Linked DNA regions of Homo sapiens: region 2 is linked to region 1. A link is a loop called in an ENCODE intact Hi-C map of the cell type or tissue named here. Cell type or tissue: B cell. All regions are shown on one strand. Links, peaks and the distances in the headings refer to the core of each region. The heading gives the core; the rest is flanking DNA.

Evidence for each region. A loop is a pair of places that touch in the nucleus more often than their neighbours do. Peaks named below come from ENCODE experiments on the same cell type or tissue, not always from the same donor. Only the 100,000 strongest peaks of a DNase experiment are listed, where the experiment ranks them.
Region 2: a loop joins it to region 1, with 5 times the contacts of the local background. A loop is called at or near these places in 5 of 110 quality-filtered maps.

What each region holds. Positions count from the first base shown.
Region 1 is chr3:43,993,701-43,996,611 of GRCh38, forward strand. No RefSeq gene overlaps it. Among named protein-coding and RNA genes, the nearest start is that of MIR138-1, 120 kb to the right of the region's middle. RefSeq lists a silencer at 1,526-1,725 and an enhancer at 2,856-2,911. In B cell, for the core only: no CTCF peak of the experiment used is centred there; DNase peaks (open chromatin) are centred at 1,551 and 2,491; H3K4me3 peaks cover 1,599 bases; H3K27me3 peaks cover 2,441 bases.
Region 2 is chr3:44,044,645-44,047,555 of GRCh38, forward strand. All of the region lies in intron 2 of LOC124909489 (a long non-coding RNA gene), which reads left to right. Among named protein-coding and RNA genes, the nearest start is that of MIR138-1, 68 kb to the right of the region's middle. RefSeq lists an enhancer at 1,339-1,578. In B cell, for the core only: no CTCF peak of the experiment used is centred there; a DNase peak (open chromatin) is centred at 1,407; H3K4me3 peaks cover 479 bases; H3K27ac peaks cover 1,780 bases.

The sequences.
Region 1 (2,911 bases), core at 90-2,589:
GATCACACCTACATTGCTGCTGGGATTGTAAAATGGCACAGGCAATCTGGAAAAGAGTATGGTAGTTCTTACAAAACTAAACGTGTGCTTACCACATAACCCAGCAATTGCCCTCTTGAGCGTTTATCCCAGAGAAAACTTATGTTCCCACAGAAACCTGTACATGAATGTTCACAGCAGCTTTATTTGCAACGGCCAAAATCTGGAAACAACCCTGCAATAAGTCCTTCAATGAGAGAATGGTTAAATAATCTACCGTCGTGGTACCTCCATCCCATGAATACTACCCACTAATAAAAAAGAATCATCTATTGATAATACATAATAATTGGATACATTTCAGGGGAATTATGCTGAGTCAATAAAGACAATCCGAAAATACTACATTATTGTATAATTTCATCTGTACAACATTCTTGAAACGACAAAATTGGAAAAAATTGAAAGTAGATTAGTAGTAGTCAGGGATCGCCACTCACCCTCCAGGTAGGTGTGGTTATAAAAGGCAAAAAGAGGGATCCTGTGATAAGTTCGGTTCTGCATCTTGACTGTGGTGGTAGTTGAATTTACACATGTGATAAAATTGTATAGAATTATTTACACACACACAGAGGTTGAAGGAGAGAGAAATGAGTACAAGTAAAACGGGAAATCTCAGTAAGATGGGTGGGGTTATACCAGTGCTAGTATCCTGGTTGTGATATTGCACCATAGTTTTGGGAATTTTTACCACTGGGGGAAACTGGGTAAAGGGTGGGTGCACAGGATCTCTCTGTATTATTATTATTTTTTACAACTGCACGTGAATCTATGATTATCTCGAAACATTTAAATATGTATTTTTTAATGTGTGAATACTACTGGGCTATATATTTTTAAAAAATAAAGTACAATCGTCTTAAGAACGCAAAGGCCAAGGGGCAGAAGGCTATTTCTTAAATTTTAAGAAACCACCTAGTTCACAGGTGCCACCTCCTCACTTTGCTGTCAGCGACGTGATGTGCTCTGCAGTGCTGGAATTGAGAGTTCAAGAGAGAGATACCGGTCCTGGCCTCTCGGTGTTCAGGTGTGTGTATAGGTGGGCGTTGGTGTGAGAACGAGCGAGAGAAAGCGGGAGCAAGAGCGAGAGCTATGCCTCCCTTAGTGTCAGGGAGGGTGGCCGGCTGATGAAGGTGCTGTGCAGAAAGCCGGGGAAGGGCTTAAAGAGGGTGCTGGCGCCTCGGGAACGCCCTCCCGCTGCACCCTACAGGAGGTCGTGGGCGGTGGCTTAACAGCCCCAGTGCAGAGCTTGAACCCCACCGTCCAGAAGGAAAGGTGAGTGGGGGACCCGGGCGGGAGGTGAGGCCTGCCGGCAGCGGCCCTCAGGCGTGCTGGGCAGCACGGCTAGCAGAGGCGGCGCCTGGTCTTGGATGCTGCAGCGGAGACGCCAAGGAGACTGAATGCAGGGAGCGAGGCGTAGCGGCCGCGGAGGGTGGGGCCGCCCGGAAATCCAGGCGGCGCCAGCCTTGTAGCATCTGCAGGCCGGGGGCGCGCACACGAGGGGCACGTGGGTGTGGAGGAACCGGCGCGGCGGGGCCTCCTTCCTGCAGCGCCGCGGCGGTCGAGTGCCCGTGCTGGAGGAACGGCGAGTGGGGTGCCTGCCCCGCGCAGGCGGTACCCGCCGCCCCAGCTCCGCACACAGCAGGCACGGCCAGGGACCGGGACCGTGGCCCAGCGCCTGGAGGCGCTCTCCACGCGCATCTTTCCCGATGCCGGGGCGGGAAGCCGAGTGGCTTTGTCCGGAGATGCCAGGGGATGTGGGCAGGGGACGAAGAGGTTTCCCAACTGGCCAAACCCTGGCTTGAGGAAAGACTGAGGTGGTCATTGACCCGTGGGAGCGCCCTGGGGCTTCGAGGGAACGGCAGCCGAGCCCGGGAGACTGGTGTTGGGTACCCGCGGGGGCCGGCGGGTTCCACGTGGGTGGACCCCGAGCTGAGGGCAGGGTAGGGTCGCGGATCGCTGACCTATGAGCTCCCCTACTCCCGCACAAGGACACCTGCACATGGACCCGGGCTTCCACCCGCTTCTGGCTGGGTTGGCGCCGGGAGCGCGCAGGGGAGGGACGGCGGCGGAGTGCGGGGTTTGGCGGGTGAGGTGGGTGAGGTGTGGCCGCGGGGGAGGGGGCGAAGGCACTAGAAGGCTGCGGTCGCGCTGTCGCTGCTGTTCCCACCGTCGGCGCGGGGCGCGGAGGGGGCGAAGAGGTGCCTGCCAGTCGCACTGCGGTCTAGGGGTGAAAGGAAAAGGGTCCATGTAAAGGAGAAAGGGCAGGCAGAGACTCTTGCTGGTGCCAGCAGGCACGGAAGGATGTGGCCGCGGGGACTTGGAGTTTAGAGGGCAACGCTGGGTGTCATAATGCCGGAGATGACCCCGGGTGCAGAGGCGATTCCAGTTGGGTAGAGCTACAGAGAACGTGGCCCGAGAAGGGGAGCTTCCTTAAATTAGACATATCCTGTGTTGTCCTAAACCTAGCATTTACCCTCTCCCACCCCGCTCCCACAACCTCCAGGGTCCTAGCGGAGTCATTTAAGCGCTCAGTACTACCAGCTTCATTTTAGGTAAAAATCAAGACTAATTCTGCACTTTATTAACCTCCTCGTACCCAAGTCACCACGGGGCAGCTTTTCACAGCCCTAAGGCGTGGTCACTTCAAGCCCACAGCGAGTTGCTCGTGTCCTCGGCTTCTGCTCCGCAAATCTCGGACGATGCCACCGGAGGACGCTGAAGGCAAAGGCTGGTGGGGCCAGGCGCCGGCGAGACTGCCGCGCTAGCACAGCTTCCGCGGGAGCCGAGTGCTGACGGGCCTCGCGACCCCCTCCCGAGGGCAAACGGCTCGGCCCTCCAGGGACACTTGGTCAGTGTCACTCTCTCCCTA
Region 2 (2,911 bases), core at 166-2,665, 51 kb after region 1:
TCAGGAGATTGAGACCATCCTGGCTAACACGGTGAAGCCCCGTCTCTACTGAAACCCCGTCTCTACTAAAAATACAAAAAATTAGCTGGGCGTGGTGGTGGGTACCTGTAGTCCCAGCTGCTCTGGAGGCTGAGGCAGGAGAACGGCGTGAACCCAGGAGGCGGAGCTTGCAGTGACCTGAGATCTGGCCACTGCACTCCAGCCTGGGCGACAGAGCGAGACTCCATCTCAAAAAAAAAAAAAAGTAAGGAAGGAGACTCTGTGTCCTACTTAAAACCACCTCTAGTTTCCTCACTGCCTGCAGGGTAGAATGAAAATGCCTTAGCTTGCGTGGTGCTTCCCAGGCAGGCAACCTTTTCCTTTGGGCCTAAGCACTTTGGACTTGTCACCCTTCCCAGTCACACTGTGCTTCTGTGCACCCCACGAGCTGATTGCTGTGCTGGGAATGGCCCTCCAGCCCCAGCTGCACAGGCTGACCAGTTCCCTCACCCATCACTACCTGGCCCCAAGGGCCAGGCCCCCACCGAAACCTTTCTGCACCCATGTTAAGCATTCCTCCACAACCTCCTGCAACGTGTTCAGACCCTCGTGAGAGCACCCTAGGTTGATGTTCTCTGCTCACCTTCTTTTTTTCTCACTGGTCTGTGAGCTCTTTGAAGTTAGAAGGCATCATTACTTTCATCTGTCTTTCCAGCATCTAGTAAAAATAAATAAATAAATAAAGCCTCTAAAACAAACCACTAGAACATATAGGCTTACGTCTGTACCTCAATAATGAACTCCAGGCTATCAAGTGATCATTCGTTTGCTCATTCATTCTTCAGCAGAGGGACTGTGTTCTTGCTTTCTGCTAGCACTGGATGTTAGATGAGGTGCTGGGAACCCCAGACACTCTTAGAGCTTCTACTTGGCAAAGATGGAATTGAAGGTTAACAGACATTTTATGAGACTTGGTTTTGGAGTCACATTAGTTTAGGGTTGATTATTTTTTAAACTTCTAATCTCCCCAGAATTGAACTTAATGAGCTATCCCCTGTCACTCAGAACTTGTTTGGAGGAACTAGAAAACCATGCAGATTCTCAGCATTTTTTATTCACGATTTTAAAGGCAAATCTGGATGTGGCATTACACCGAGGTGTTTTTAGCTTTCCTGAATGTCCTAATTGACATCAAATTTTTATGAAAACATTCCAAAACCTATGATTATTATTACTCTGACCACTGTTTATATTTGAGTGCTGAGCAGAAAAAGAAGAATCACCAAAGCTTTTCTATTTAGTCATCTTCTAGACAAACCATATGAAAAAATAGGGAAGTGCTTCATTCGCAGAGGTTCCTTGGCCCTCAGCCAACTGTGAAGTCCCCAGTCACAGCCACCCTGAGCCTCTCTGTGGGAAGGGACTTTCAGCCCAGGAAAGAATGAGTTCCTGCTGGTGACCTGCCAGGTGCAGATGGTTGAGTCCACTGTACACATCTGGTTGGGGGTTTCCAAGGTGCTGGCTGGTGGAGCCCTTATGCATGCGAGGGGGTGAATGGTGGAGATTTCTGGATCCCTGCCCAGGAAGCCTCCCAGGTAGCAAATTAACATCAGCCATATTATGCTGGCCACTTTTTTCTCTCTGGTGTTTAAACTCTAGATCTCCAAAGTCAGGCACACACAAGATAACCCAGTGTGGTACAGGAAAAATACAGACCATTGGACTAGAACAGTTCCATTCTCATACATTTGATAATGGACTTAACATGTAAGTATACATGCACCCACTTTATGAATAAATATGCGTAAGTCTGTGTTATGATTAGTCTCTTTTACCATTGAGGTCATGTGCTCAAACAAGTTTAGAGACTCCTTTGTTAGCCAGTCACCATTAATATAGAACAGAAAAGATTAATTTTTGGTGGAATGGATGAAAATATTAAGAGGTTTCAAACTAAGTATCAATTTTATAATCAATTGTAGAGATTCCTTTGTTAGCCAGTCACCATTAATATAGAACAGAGAAGATTAATTTTTGGTGGAATGGATGAAAATGTTAAGAGGGCTTCAAACTAAGTATCAATTTTACAATCAAGTATGATAATCTTCCTTGCAGCATTGTATGGTATGTTGGTGTGAACTTGGTAGCCCTTGGGTTATTTCCTGCAGAAGTCTAAGGGTGTGAGATGTAACATTTTCCGTATATTGTTAGCCTCTGTATGTGCATAATAGAGTGAAGAACTTCCTGAAGGGGGTACAACACAGCTAGTGTTATCATTCTATATCCAAAAATGGCAGAGGGAGAAAGTCAAAGGGACCACCATTAATATTTTGCTGTTTCAGTATTCTTTCTATAAGTATTTGCATACATTTTTGGTTTACTAAATTATGATTATGTTGAACAGTGTTTTATAATCCAGTTTTTTTCACTGTGTATTTTTCCTTGTCAAAGGGTGAGAATAAGACAATAGATTCATGATTGTGAAGGTCATTTTCGGTGGTTCGACCTCTTAGTTCTGAGACTCAGCCCCTGGAAAGTCTGCCCTTGTTGCTTGCACTTGCTTTGTAAATCCAAAAACCCAACTGCTTTGCAGGCAGAACTACAGCCTCCACATGCACCATGATTCAGGTAGACCAGGAGTGCCTTCTCCTTTCTGTACTAAAAACACCTGAGAAAACCATATTGAGAGGAGAAGGCTTTGAAAGATGCATAGACTTGACCTGAACCTGGAAGTCCTCCCAGCCAGGTGGGACCTTAGGATCCCCAGGCTGAGCTGTAACCAGCTGTGCCAAGCAATGACCTACTTCTTCCAGTTCCAAGTTCTCCATCAAAAGAATTCTGACTGCTTCAGAGAAAATTCTTGTCCCTCTACCCCCACCACAGACATAGGCACTAGGTAATATTGACATGTGAAATAAACTTCCATGGGTAT